2 separate regions of the Homo sapiens genome follow, and region 2 is linked to region 1. The links are chromatin contacts, found by Hi-C or POLR2A ChIA-PET in ENCODE. All regions are on one chromosome and are shown on one strand. The core of a region is the stretch at or near the end of the contact, and the rest is flanking DNA. Distances in the headings are between cores, read along the strand shown.

The links. Hi-C counts contacts between places; a loop is a spot of excess contacts on that map. ChIA-PET counts read pairs that join two places held with the same protein, here RNA polymerase II (POLR2A). Pooled maps may share reads with other maps.
Region 2: a map of endothelial cell of umbilical vein shows a loop between it and region 1 (4-fold over the local background). The contact joins two enhancer-like sites. A Hi-C loop is called at or near these places in 4 of 168 maps with a recorded cell type or tissue (A673, Caco-2, PC-3 and 1 more) and 3 of 50 pooled maps. POLR2A ChIA-PET finds 5 or more read pairs at or near these places in 8 of 52 experiments (A549, Caco-2, OCI-LY7 and 5 more).

What each region holds. Positions count from the first base shown.
Region 1 is chr20:51,658,156-51,665,337 of GRCh38, reverse strand. All of the region lies in intron 13 of ATP9A (ATPase phospholipid transporting 9A (putative)), which reads left to right. Among named protein-coding and RNA genes, the nearest start is that of ATP9A, 110 kb to the left of the region's middle. Within about 2 kb of position 4,242, at least 8 of the 41 ENCODE cell types and tissues checked have a DNase peak (open chromatin) inside an H3K27ac peak, as active enhancers do; they include A673, PC-3 and endothelial cell of umbilical vein, where a contact is called at or near this core.
Region 2 is chr20:51,694,220-51,701,401 of GRCh38, reverse strand. ATP9A (ATPase phospholipid transporting 9A (putative)) reads left to right here. Exons shown (of 28, transcript NM_006045.3): 5 at 3,920-3,978; 6 at 5,258-5,309. Among named protein-coding and RNA genes, the nearest start is that of ATP9A, 71 kb to the left of the region's middle. RefSeq lists an enhancer at 2,342-2,842 and a silencer at 5,558-5,852. Within about 2 kb of position 5,666, at least 8 of the 41 ENCODE cell types and tissues checked have a DNase peak (open chromatin) inside an H3K27ac peak, as active enhancers do; they include A673, PC-3 and endothelial cell of umbilical vein, where a contact is called at or near this core.

The sequences.
Region 1 (7,182 bases), core at 2,993-5,492:
TACTGTGCAAACATTGGTACTGTCTAATTTTAGAACATTTTTATCAACCCTAAAAAGAAAGCCCACATCCCTTGAGTTCCCAAACCCCCCTGCTCTATCCCCCCAGCTGTCAGTCTACTTTCTGTCTCTGGATTTGCCTATTCTGAACATTGCCTATAAATAGAATCAAACAATATGTGACCTTTTGTGTCTGGCCGGTCTTCCGTTTAGCAGAGTATTTGCAAGGTTCTTCCGGTTGTAGCAGGTGTATGTACTTTATTCCTCTTTGTAGCTGAATAACAGGTATGATGATTTAAAATTTAAGTTTAGGCTGGGTGTGGTGGCTCACGCCTGTAATCCCAGCACTTTGGGAGGCCGAGGCGGGCAGATCACGAGATCAGGAGTTTGAGACCAGCCTGACCAACATGGTGAAACCCCGTCTCTACTAAAAATACAAAAAAAAAAAAAAAAATTAGCCGGGGGTGGTGGCGGGCACCTGTAATCCCAGCTACTCAGGAGGCTGAGGCAGAAGAATAGCTTGAACCCGGCAGGTGGAGGTTGAAGTGAGCTGAGATCGCGTCACTGCACTCCAACCTGGGTGACAGAGGGAGACTCCTCTCAAAAGGAAAAAAAAAAGAAATTTAAGTTTAAATCTATAATTCTCAGTGTTCCTTACCCCAAGTATATGTTATTTTGAGATATTAGCTAATTGTGTGAGAAATGCTATTTTTCATTTTGTTTTCTTATTTATTTTTATTTTTATTTTTTTGAGACAGAGTCTTATACTCTCTTACCCAGACTACGGTGCAGTGGTGCCATCACAGCTCACTGTAGCCTTGACCCCTCAGGCTCAGGTGATCTTCCCACCCCAGCCTCCCAAGTAGCTGGGACCACAGGCATGCGTCACCATACCTGGCTAATTTTTGTATTTTTTGTAGAGAGAGGGGGTGTTACCATTTGCCCAGGCTGGTCTCGAACTCCTGGGCTCCAGCAATTAGCCCACCTCAGCCTCTCAAAGTGCTGGGATTACAGGCATGAGCCACTGCAGCCAGCCCTGTTTTTCATTTTTATCATAGGATTTTAGAATTTTTTTTCTTGTTTTGTAATGTTCAGTAGTACAATACAATATTTATACAAAGATCAATATATATAGATGGAAGGTACTTGGAAAACTTTTCCTGCTGGGCGTGGTAGCTCATGCCTGTAATCCCAGCTACTCTGGAGGCTGAGGCAGGAGACTTGCTTGAACCCAGGAGGTAGAGGTTGCAGTGAGCTGAGATCATGCCACTGCACCCAGCCTGGATGACAGAGCAAGACAGTCTCAAACCATAATTGGGATTATTCCACATACTTTGGTCTGTGAACTGTCATTTTTCATTTACTGAGTTGTTTTTTTTATGAGCGTGTGAGTTTGTGATTTATTTTTCTACACACAACATATATACACAGGATGCACTCAGTTCATCAGTACTGACTGCCAGAGAGCGTTCTTCTTACTTTCTGCATCCACAGAAAACAGATACAAAGTTCAGTTTATGTTCTCTTGTTTTTTTTTTTTTTTTTCTGAGACGGAGTCTCGCTCTGTTTCCCAGGCTGGAGTGCAGTGGCGCGATCTCCGCTCACTGCAAGCTCCACCTCCCGGGTTCACGCCATTCTCTTGCCTCAGCCTCCCAAGTAGCTGGGATTACAGGCGCCTACCACCATGCCCAGCTAATTTTTTGTATTTTTGGTAGAGATGGGGTTTCACCATGTTAGCCAGGATGGTCTTGATCTCCTGACCTCGTGATCCGCCCGCCTCAGCCTCCCAAAGTGCTGGGATTACAGGTGTGAGCCACCGAGTTTACATTCTCTTGAGGAAGAATTTTTTTTGTCAGTGTGGTTTTCTCTGGGACATGGAGCCTACTTCATTTTTTACTCATTGAAAAAACTTTCTGGTATTTATGAAAGTTTTTTTTGCAGAAAAAATAAATCATACGGCCAAGCACAAAGACAAAACATTGAATTCACCTGTATTCATATCATTCGGCAGTAACCAGTATTAACACCTGGGTGGACAAAACGCCAAATGCTCTGCCTTTGTGTGTCTGGATAGATGCGTTCTTTATTTCTCTCTGTCTCTGTTTTCTTTTCAATGAGAACCCATCATATTCCTTTCTTTTTTAACTAGAGTTGACCACCAGAATTGCCTGTAAAGTTTTAAAAATATAAATATAAATATATGCCTGGGCTGTACGGCATTCTTTGGGTCTGGATCTTAAGTATGTATATTTTAAAAATGTTTTTTTTTGAGATGGAGTTTTCGATCTTGTTGCCCAGGCTGGAGTGCAGTGGTGTGATCTTGGCTCACTGCAACCTCTGCCTCGTGGGTTCAAGCGATTCTTCTGCCTCAGCTTCCTGAGTAGCTGGGATTACAGGTGCCTGCCACCATGCCAGCTAATTTTTGTATTTTTAGTAGAGACGGGGTTTCACCATGTTGGCCAGGCTGATCTCGAACTCCTGACCTCAGGTGATCCGCCCGCCTCAGCCTCCCAAAGTGCTGGGATTACAGGTGTGAGCCACTGTGCCCGGCGTGTATATTTTAAAAAATCTTTATTGGTTATTCTGAGAAGCCTTCCTGGTTAAGAACCACTGCCAGAATAACACTATTTAACTTCCTTCTTTTCACTCATGTCAAGGTTTTTAATGGTTTCATAACACAGTCCAGACTAGAGTAAGACAAGTGAGGAACTCACATAGCAAATTTAACCGGGTGCCAAAAAAAAAATAAATAAAGCAAATCATACTTTGGTGAAAAAAAATTTTTTTTTTTTTTTTGAGACAGAGTCTTGCTCTGTTAACCAGGCTGGAGTGCAGTGGCGTGATCTCAGCTCACTGCAACCTCTGCCTCCCAGGTTCAAGCAATTCTCCTGCCTCAGCCTGCCGAGTAGCTGGGATTACAGGCACCTGCCACCACGCCCAGCTAATTTTTGTATCTTTAGTAGAGACTGGGTTTCACTCTGTTGGCCAGGCTGGTCTCGAGCTCCCGACCTCAGGCGATCCACTCGTCTTCCCCCAAAGTGCTGGGATTACAGGCGTGAGCCACCACACCTGGCGCAGTGCAATATTTTAAAAACTCAAGCGCAAAACATTCGTGAAGAACAGTATATTGAAATTTTAAATGAAGGCAAGATCCAACCTTGTGCTAGCACAGTTCAGTTGCGCTAACTCACCCTGGTCCTAAGCCCTGGATTTATAGTTTCAGTGGCTGTCAGGCTTCTCATTATTGGGGCTGGATTATTCTTTGTCATGGGAGGCTGTCCTGTGCCTTGTAGGAGGTTAAGCAGCATGCTACAGATTTCTATAGTACCCCTGTCCCCTCACAGTTGTGACAACCAATTATGTCTCCAGACATGACCAAATGAGGGTCAAAATCATCCAAGTTGAGAATGATGATGATATATGGGTACATTTAAATTTATTGACTTTGTGTTGCAGATGATGTCTGCTCTAAAACAGTAAACATTGGATTTACTTAGTCACTTAATCAGCCTGTGGCTCAGCTGATTCATTTGGAGGTAGTAGCTCTGAGCCTGTCTCTTTGATGGTGGCCCTTTGAGGTGAGTGAGTCATCAGCTCTGAGCTTTTTTGATGTGGCAGGTTAGTTAGGGTTATCATAACAGAAATTCTTTATCTTTAATAGTGTATTTCTGGCTGGGTGCAGTGGCTCACACCTATAATCCCAGCACTTTGGGAGGCCGAGGCGGGAGGTTGACTTGAGCCTGGGAGTTAGAAAACAGCCTGGGCAATAAGAGGGAGACCTTGTCTCTACCAAAAAAAAAAAAAAAAAAAAAAAGCTGGGCATGGTGGTGCACGCCTGTGGTCCCGGTATTCAGAAGGCTGAGGTGGGAGGATTACTTGAGCCCAGAAGGTTGAGGCTGCAGTGAGCTGTGATCATGCCTCTTCACTCCAGCCTGGGCAACAGAGTGAGACCCTGTCTCAAAAAAAAAAAAAAGTGTATTTCAGTCAATTGCAACCCATTCCTAATATCCATTAATAGTATGAATGCCCATATGTGGTGAAGTTTTAACTGCATTTGGAAAGAAAACTGGCATTCCTGGTGACTCAACGTTTAATTTTTGTATTAATCTTTTCTGTAATAACAGGCTGGAGTTCTTGTCAGGAAATGGCCCTAGCTGTGGATTACTAATGGGAAAGGGAAGCCTATTTTCCCTGCCTTGGTGTCTCATTTATTGGCTGGGATGCTATAAATGACTCAGGGGCTTTATAGGATTCGAGACACCCGCCCAGGGGCCCAAGTCAGGGCCCTTTGTATTTGGAGATCTTAATTCCTCTCCCAATAGTGACCTGTGCTTGGTTCTGAAGTCACTTCTGACCTCGTGTGGAGCTGTTCTGCCCTCCCTCCCTCCATAAGGGGACCAGTGGTTTTTCCCCAGGGCAAAAAGAGTCATAACCTGCCTCTGTGGATGCCACATCTGTTTTTGTTTTCCCCTGGTATTTTTTAAGTAAGAAGAAATGTGTGTAGGTTAAAGGGCCTATGGGGAGGAGGTTAGAGATAAACACTGTACAATGTGAAACTCTTCCATATGGGGAATGTGAGGATGTTTGAAGGCCAGGCCTAAGACAGGCATCATCCAAACACAGCCCCTGGTCAGTTTCAGTGCCTTAAGGATGTATGCGCATGACCATTTGGTGTGCAAATGAGACTTTATTTAACAATTAAAAGAAGCAGTTTCAGCACCAATGAGTATTTCCTCTCCTTCCTGGAACATTTTAGTAGGAAAGGTGGGAAAGTATTAATTTAAGAGAGAAAGATATGTGGGTGGAGGCATTGAACCTGTGGCCTGTGATGTTGGTCAGGCTATCATAGTAGTCTTCTAATTCATTCGTTGTCAGATGGTCTCCTGAGTGAGGCCTTTGTCAACATCTGACCGTCTGTGGTTCTCTTTTTGCCTTGCTTGGGAATTGTTTCACCTGGAATACAAAATCCCATGGCTCTGTGTTATCCCATGTTTGAAATATTAGTGGAAGCATTTGACTTTTGTAGATATGAAAGCAGATTGCTTTACAAAATCCAGAAGTTCATGAAGGATGCCCTCAGTACAGCTTTTCATTTAAATCCGTGGATACTGAAACTTGCCAACCACAGTAATTACTTTGTCAAAGGTCTTGTTATTGCGCCTAATGTTAAATAACGATTTGGTCCAGGTGCTGAGGAATGCGGACAGAAATGAAGACACGTGTTCGTGGCTAGAACCTAAATTATAGAATTTTTTAAAAAAAGGGTTCTCGATTTAGTCTCTCCAATAGAGAACCTTTCTGTAAATCTTTTCTTTATAATTTTAGAGTTAAATTCTTTATAATTAAAAGCACTCGGCAAATAATGATTCATTTAAACCGGAGTTCTGATTCATTACTCTAATTATTGTTACCATGCAGTGCCCTTTGGCCTGGAAGTGAAACTCGTGTGCTCCTGACACCAGAGGTTAACAGAGCAGGAAGGCAGAGCGCTGTGTCCCCGCAGTGACCAGAATAATTTAGTAATTGTCTAATTACCTGAGGAGTCTAATGCTAATACTAAAAATAGTATTAAAAAATTAAGTGAAAGTCATTTTCTTGTTTCTTGTAACCCATCTGTTCTCTATTTTGGGCAATCGGGTGTCATGGGTGTAAAGTGCGACTCATTTTAAAGGATCAGATCACTTCTCTCCTGTTGGATAAATATGTTTTTAATAGAATGTAGAATCTGGTAACTCCATACACATTTCTAGCCTCCACAATTCAGTTGGCTGTGGATTCAGTAAGACTGTTGTAGGTGACCCCTTGTCTAAATCTGTGATTTAAAATCTGAAACTGATGTCGATTTCATAGTTGTTACTTCTTGAAAATGAAAAAAAATGCATGTCAATTGAGGACTCCCTACCACCACCTTGGGACTATTAAGTTATTAATTTAATTGTTCAGCAAATATCTGTTACATACCAGACACTGCCCTGGATACTAGGAATACAGTGATGAGTAACTCACTCAGGTGAGCCTTCTGTTTCTATGGTCTAATGAGAGGGAACCGTCAGGTAAATAGGCCAATTTAGACAATGAAGAGAGTAACACACAGGGTGTTGCCAAAATGTGACTTGCAACGGGAAGGCAAGTGGAGTGCCATGAACTGGGGGGCCCAGGAAGAGCCTCTTTGAGGAGGTAAAGTTGAATTGAGGCCTGAATGATGAGACTGAGCAAGCCAGCCCTGCAGTGAGCTGGGGGATGGGGTTCCAGGCAGAGGGCACAGCAAGTGCAGAGGCCCTCAGGCAGGAAGAAGCTTGGCAGTGCCCAAAGAACAGAAAGGCCAGCATGGCTGGAGCAGAGGGAACGGGAGGAAGATGGCATGAGGGACAGCTGGAGATGCAGGCAGGTGTTGATCAGATGCGAGGGCATTTGGCTTGTGTTCAACAATGAGCCTTCCCCCCCCCCCCCCCGCCAGTGGTCTTAATTTTCATTATATTCTAAAGCAGTAGAACCCTTTCTTCAAAGGAAGCCTAGGTGGGGGTCGGGCACGGTGGCTCACACCTGTAATCCCGGCACTTTGGGAGGCCGAGGCAGGCGGATCGCTTGAGGTCAGGAGTTCGAGACCAGCCTGGCCAACATGGTGAAACCCCATCTCTACTAAAAATACAAGAATTAGCAGGGCTTGGTGGCGGGCGCCTGTAATGCCAGCTACTCGGGAGGCTGAGGCAGGAGAATCACTTGAACCCAGGAGGCGGAGATTGCAGTGAGCTGAGATCATGCCACTGCACTCCAGCCTGGGTGACAGAGTGAGACTCATGTCTCAAAAAAAAAAAAAAAAAAAAGGAAGCATAGGTGGCACCCGATGTGTGACAGAGGAACGGAGCTGCAGGCTGCATCTCCCATCCTGCTGCAGTTGGTGGTGCTGAGCGGGTTTCTCAGGATTCCTGGGGCTCAGTGTGGAGCATGGATTGAAAACCACCTCTAGTTCACTCCTCTCCTGCCTCAGCCTCCCGAGTAGCTGGGATTACAGTGCCACCACACCCAGCTAATTTTTGTATTTTTGTAGAGACAGGGTTTTACCATGTTCGGCAGGCTGGTCTTGAACTCCTGACCTCAAGTGATCCACCCGCCTTGGCCTCCCAAAGTGCTGGTATTACAGGCGTGAGCCACCGTGCCCGGCCACTCCTCTCGTTGACAGGAAAC
Region 2 (7,182 bases), core at 4,417-6,916, 35 kb before region 1:
TTTCTTCTTAGGAAAGCAACCTTACGCTTAATGGAAAAACAATTCATGTGAAAAATTTGGAAAATATATGTGCCAGAGAAAGCCCTGCTGATCCTTTTAGTGAAATCTCCCTGATTTTGTCCTCTGTCCTGCTAATGTACACACATATACATAGGCAATTATTATTTAATAAGAATGAAAACACATGCTCTTCTATGAGTTAGATTTTAAGAGGGAACCTGTAACTAGAGCTTGAAGATCTGAACCCGGGTGTGATCATTTGGGCCAGGTCAGCAGCATAAATTTTAGTAATAAAACCAAAGACAATGTGTAAATTTATGTTTGGGAAAGTTGGGGCAAGCTCAGGTGAAGGAAAAGTTCATTGGCGCTGAGGGCCACGTTGAATTTACGGTCTTCCTTCAAGTAATACCTTCCTGAGCTCCCAGAAAAACGACAGGTCTGTGTTCATTTTTCCTTTTGCCCCCTAGTGGAGCAAGAAGAGTGGTTCAGGCCATGAAATCGTTCTGCCAATTAGACCGTCTCTTTACCCATTTCTCTCTTTCTTTCGCTCCCTCTCTGTTTTCTATTTTTTGAGACGGAGTTTCGCTCTTGTTGCCCAGGTTGGAGTGCAGTGGTGCGAACTGGGCTCACTGCAACCTCCGCCTCCCGGGTTCAAGCGATTCTCCTGCTTCAGCCTCCCGAGTAGCTGGGATTACAGGCGTGTGCCACCACATCTGGCTAATTTGGTATTTTTAGTAGAGATGGAGTTTCTCCATGTTGGTCAGGCTGGTCTCAAACTCCTGACCTCAGGTGATCCGCCCGCCTCGGCCTCCCAAAGTGTTGGGATTGCAGGTGTGAGCCACCATGCCCGGCGCTCTCTCTTTCTCTGTCTCTCTTTTTTGAGGCAGGGTCTTGTTCTTTTGCCCAGGCTGCCGTGCAGTGGCACAATCTCAGCTCACAGCAGCCTTGGTCGCCTGGGCTCAAGCATTCCTCCCACCTCAGTCTCCGGAGTAGCTGGGACTGTAGGTGCACATCACCACACCTGGCTGATTTTTTGTGTTTGTTGTAGAGACAGGGTCTTGCTATGTTGCCTAGGCTGGTCTTGAACTAATAGGCTCAAGTGGTCCACCTGTCTCAGCCTCCCAAAGTGCTGAGATTACAGGTTTGGGTCACTGTGTCCGGCCTCTTTACCCATTTCTAATCATCTAATTGGATGTTCTCCAGTCTCTCTGTAAATGTATTGACCAAAGCCCAAGACATAATGAAAGGAGGCCAGTGGATCTCTCTCTAGCAGGCCAGGGCTCCGGTCACTGAATTGAGTTTAGCATCACATTTTATGAAAATGAGGTGCCATTAGATGCTAGATGCTCACTTAGTAGGGTGAAATACTCACACTAGGAGAGTCCAGAAGTCTTACCAGCGATCGAGGGTTAGTTCAGCTCGCCATTGTTAGTTGAGTGCTTTCTAGAAGTCAGTAGTGTTGGCCGGGCGCAGTGGCTCATGCCTGTAATCCCAGCACTTTGGGAGGCCGAGGCGGGTGGATCACGAGGTCAGGAGTTCGAGAAAAGCCTGGCCAATATGGTGAAACCCCGTCTCTACTAAAACTACAAAAATTAGCCAGTCTTGGTGGTGGGTGCCTGTAGTCCCAGCTACTCGGGAGGCTGAGGCAGAAGAATCGCTTGAATCCAGGAGGTGGAGGTTGCAGTGAGCCGAGATCATGCCACTGCACTCCAGCCTGGGTGACAGAGCGAGACTCCGTCTAAAAAAGAAAAAAAAAGAAGTCAGAAGTCAGTAGTGTTTATATCAGACCTTTTGATGCCAGTTCTACTTATTGTTTAATGACAAGATTTAACGACACACAAAAATTAGTTAAAAACAAATCTTATGGAACCGATTAAAGAGAGTTGTTTCAATAGGAAAACATTGGAATGCTCTGAAAAATCTCAATGGTAGTGAAATACTTAAAAAATAAATGATATTAAATTATGTTAAAATGTAAAATATGTGAGACACTAAAAGTCTAGAGTTGTGCACTTATATTATTTCGTGTCTTTAAGTCTTTAAGTTCTTTTTTTTTTTTTTTTTTTTTGAGATTGAGTTTTGCTTGTGTCGCCCAGGCTGGAGTGCAAGGGTGAGATCTTGGCTCACTGCAACCTCCACCTCCCGGGTTCAAGCGATTCTCCTGCCTCAGTAGCTGAGATTACACGTGCCTGCCACTATGCCTTGCTAATTTTTGTATTTTTAGTAGAGACAGGATTTCACCATGTTTGCCAGGCTGGTCTTGAACTCCTGACCTCAGGTGATCTACCTGCCTCGGCCTCCCAAAGTACTGGGATTACAGACGTGAGCCACTGTGGTGCCCGGCCTATAATTACTTTTTATCTCTCTCTTAGCTGAACATTTGTAAGTTACATGGGCTTGTTACAAGATAGCAGCATCATAAAGATTTTGTGGTGTTGCTCCTGTATGTGAATTTCACCTATCACCAGAATAAATTCTCTCTTCCTCTCTGGGCTCCCTCACAGGGTGTGGGGCCACCTGGCCCCAACTGGCCCCTTCCACTTTCATCTCTCGCTGTTCCCTGCTTTCCTGATGCTTTACGTCTTGCTGAAGGAGTTCTAGCCTTTGGCCGTGTGCATGCTGTTAGCTATTCACCTGTCCCACTTTCTCACATCTCAGGGTGCCTTTCGTCTGTTATTGGTAAACACAGTGTCCTTCGTCTGTCTAATTCTGGCCTCAACTCTCCCACAGAGTTTGTTGACAGCCACCCCTCTGATTCTCCAACCCCTTTCATCCATTATTTGTTTATTGCCTCCTCCCCTCCACTGGAATTGAGTTTCACGTATCCCCAGCCCTTAGAACGCCTGGCATACAGCAGGCGTTCAGTAAATGCTGTCTGGCTGTTGAGACAGGGTCTCACTGTTGCCCAGGCCGGAGTGACATGATCACGGCTCACTGCAGCCTCTATCTCCTGGGCACAAGCGATCCTCCCACACCTCAGCCTCTCGAATAGCCGGGACTATAGGCATGTGCCACCACATCCAGCTAATTTTTATGTTTTTGGTAGAGACAGGGTTTTGACATGTGGCCAGGCTGGTTTGGAACTCCTGGGCTCAAGCCATCTGCCTGCTTCGGCCTTCCAAAGTCCTGGGACTACAGATGTGAGCCACTGTGCCTGGCCCAGTCATGTTTTTTGGGTTGAATGGAACTCACTGCTTTTATTCTGTACTGTGGAGTCAGATGCAGGTGTGAATCCCAGCACTGACCTGTTCTAACTCTGAGACTTTGGGGGAAGGTGGGACATCCTGAGTCTCCTTTCCTCGTCTGAAAGCTGGAGATGGAACTACCTTCTTCTGAGGGCTATTGTGAAGATTAAATGAAACCTTCAAAATCTGTACAGTGCTGAGCACAGAATTAGCATTTAATGTTAGCTTTTACTGTTTATCTAAACATCCAGCAAAAATTATATAGTCTGATCATAATCCTATAAATCAAAGCATGTAGCAATTATAAATTAAAAAGTAAATCAGTCATTTGGAATTAGTTAGCTTCTTTCTTTTTGGTGGTGTTGAAAATTAAGACTTTTTTCCCCCGGTACTTTGCATCTAAGTCACTGTTAAGTGGTGTTGAAAATTAAGACTTTTTTCCCCCCACTACTTTCCATCTAAGTCACTCTGAAGGCAAATAAATGATCTTTCATGAAGGGCTGAAGTTATTCCAGTGCCCTGTGAAGTGGGCATTTATTTCTGCAACGGCCTCTGTAGCGGTTGAACCCTTTCCTGGAGAGGCAGGAAATAATGGTGCTGGAGTCACTGGCAGCTGTGTGTGGGAGCGTGTACTTCTGGGTGTATTGTGTGTTTGCAGGCTGGGCACTCTGTAAAGACGTGTTGAATTGAAATGAATTAAGATGGTGATGTATCTTGAACCTGCTGCTTTGCAGGCACAGTGAAGGTGAAGAGTTCTAACATCCAAGTTGGAGACCTTATCATCGTTGAAAAGGTGAGCAGAATCTGGAAGCTTGTGTGTGGATACCACTTCATGGGTCCTAATGTGTCATTTGTGTATCTGGTAGACGAAGTGAATGTTGAATTTTGGGATTCTATCCAAAAACTTTGCCTGGGGAGAAAAATCTCTTTCCTGTGAGACAGACAGACAGACACACACACACACAGACACACACACACACAAATATTTTTTCAAGGTTTATATGCGTTGGTTAGCCAGAAATCCTGCTTACAAACACAAGTACAAGTTTTGATTTCCTGTTCGATGTGCTTATTATTTTGGGATAAAAAATATCATAAAGTTTTTCCTAGAAGTCTGCTTACTACATAGACACTTAAAATATTTATCTAATTTACCCTTTGAGCCATTTTAGCTTGCATTTCCTGACCTAACCATTGTGCTTGTCTATTATTTTATGGGGAGCAGGGGTTAAGTGTAACCTGAGAACAGTAAAAAGACCAAAAATACATTTTAAAAAATAGCCGTGTCAGTATGTTTGCTACTTTAGCAAACACTCATGTCTTTTTCTAGTGTGTATATTTGGAAGGTATTGGATTTTGAGGGGTGGCTCTGGAGAGGCTTGGAATAATATTTGATTAGAAAAGGGTTGTGTCTTAACTTGTTTCTGTAGAAATTGAGCTATGCTCTTTTAAAGGGATTAAATCCAAGAACTCAAAGCTGCTTTAAGGTAAAGTGAAACTCTTTTGGGTGGCAGCTCAGAAGAACCACACAACCCCCATCTATGTTATCACATACTTTTCTGTTCATAATTAAATGGGGGCTACTGGCTCCCCACACCCCCCAGTTTTTTTTAGAATGGCTTTTGTTGCTTCTTACTACTTTCCTTCCTTATTAAAATCCACTAAAAGCCAAACATCAAGCTGGTAAGTTGGTAGAAGCAGAAAGCGAGAGAGGAGGGTCTGTCTTGAGTCTCAGCAGACAGCCTGGAAGAGAGCCAGCTGGGGAGGCAGGCTTTTGGGATTTTGGGAGGTAATGGTTGAATGTGCCAGAAAACTAGAAGCTCTCTTTCCAAGATAAGATTTTGATAGGGGATTAGTAAAGTAGCAGCAGTGTGCAAGATTTTTCAGATTCAAAACAAAATAAATCCCCAAATCTGTCTTTGACAAAGGCAGAAACGTAAAAGAGTCTGTGAGTTTCAGTCCCCCCTGCCCCAACCCACCGAGGGGTTGGGGGTGGGGGCGGAAGCCCCCCTCCCCACCGCACAGCACACGGTCATTCATTCACAGTAACAGTCTTTCTTTTCATAACACAGAACCAGCGGGTCCCTGCCGACATGATCTTCCTGAGGACATCAGAAAAAAACGGTAAACATCTGAGATCAATTTGGAAAATAACCATTAACCTTTCAGTGGTAATTTGGCAAAATAATCATTTGAAAATGTCACAAAGTAGATTATCATTTTGGAGCCATGGAGGCAAATCAAAAGCATCTTTTTAAATAGACCGTGCTTTTTAAACAGTGTTGTTGGTGTTTTAAAAGTCAATAGATTGTGATCATTAAAAAATACAGTTTGTGGAACACCGGCTGACTCACAGCTGGTAAAGTCACGCATACAGTGGCTTTGGATTTCCTCTCCCGGCTGTGTTAAGCTCAACCTCAGGAGTTGGGACGAGGAAGTGTCTCTACCATGTAGAAGTAAACAGAAATCCTTTCTCTTCTAAGCTGATACCAGCAGATGTGTCATGATGGGGGCAGTACAGAAACTGGGGAGAGGTGGGCGTCTTTTCTGCCCTTTGTTCATGAGTCAGGGGACCTTGCCTATAGCACCTATTGATTTATTTATTGTAGCCTGAGTTTGTGGGGTGGGAATCTCTGAAGTCTCCTACAAGGCCCTTAACTCCTTGCAGTTGTTCCCTAGGGTGGCAGCTGTCATTGCCTGCCCACCCTATGAGTCTACTAAAATTGCCTTAGTTTTTTTTTTTTTTTTTTCCTTGAGACCGGGTCTTGCTCTGTCGCCCAGGCTGGAGTGTAGTGGTACGATCTCGGCTTACCTCAACCTCTGCCTCCTGGGTTCAAGCCATTCTCCTGCCTCAGCCTCCCGTGCACCACCATGCCCGGCTAATTTTTGTATTTTTAGTAGAGACGGGGTTTCACCGTGTTGGCCAGGCTGGTCTCGAACTCCTGACCTCAAGTGATCCATTGGCCTCCCAAAATGCTGGAATTACAGGTGTGAGCCACCACGCCTGGCCAAAATGGCCTTAGTTTTAATTTTTGTTATTTAAGCTGTTCTGAGGAAATAAGGCTGTTTTTCCCTTATCTGGCATGATCGGAGGTTTTTTGAATACATGAAAAATTTACATTCGTATTCCTTTGAGGATGCTGCAACGTATTTCATTATGAATAGAATTAAAGTACAAGTAAAATTTTATACTAATATGTAATCAGGACAGGAGATAAAAGGCACTAGATTAAAACAGCCTTTGAAAAACTGCAGCTTTGTCTTTAAATTCGTTCTTGTGTCCTATTTAGTGAAAACAGAGCATTATGGAGTAGGGCCCCTGACATGCTCTTTTTTTCTTGAAAAAACAAACAAACAAACCAAAATTATGAGTGTTCTACATTAATAGTTCTCAAAGACTGAACTGCAGTGGCAGTGAATGGGGTATGTTCTGTATCTGATGGAGTATACAGCTGACTACTTGCACGGATCTGTATGTCAGACTGAAAGATACACCTCTGAAATGTGCCAGCCCATAATGACCTAGTGCTTGCCTGGATCGATCAGTCCTGTTCTGAACTCTGCGCACGAATCAGCTCTTTAATTGTCACAACATCTCTACAGGGTCAGTGCTGTTCCTATCTCCACTTTTACACACGAGGAAACTGAGGCTCAGAGAGGATAGGCAACTCTCAGGGCACAAAGCTATTACGTGGCAGAGCCTGGACCTGCACTCAGGTGGTTTGGGTCCTGAGAAGGTGCTGGCGATGCCTGGCCAGACGGCTCGGAATGCTGGTCAACCTGTGCTCGTCCCCGTTCTATCTCCCCATTGAATCTTTACAGCAAGCTTGCGAAGTCTGCGTTTCTCCACGTTTTACAGACACTAAAGCTTGACAAGTCCAAGAAACTAGCTGGGGATCCCACTCAGAGGGAGTGGCGGAGTGAGGATTTGAACTCTGAGCTTTTTGACCCCAGAGCTTATTATGGAAGAAGTAGGAGATAGGATATGTATTTTCTC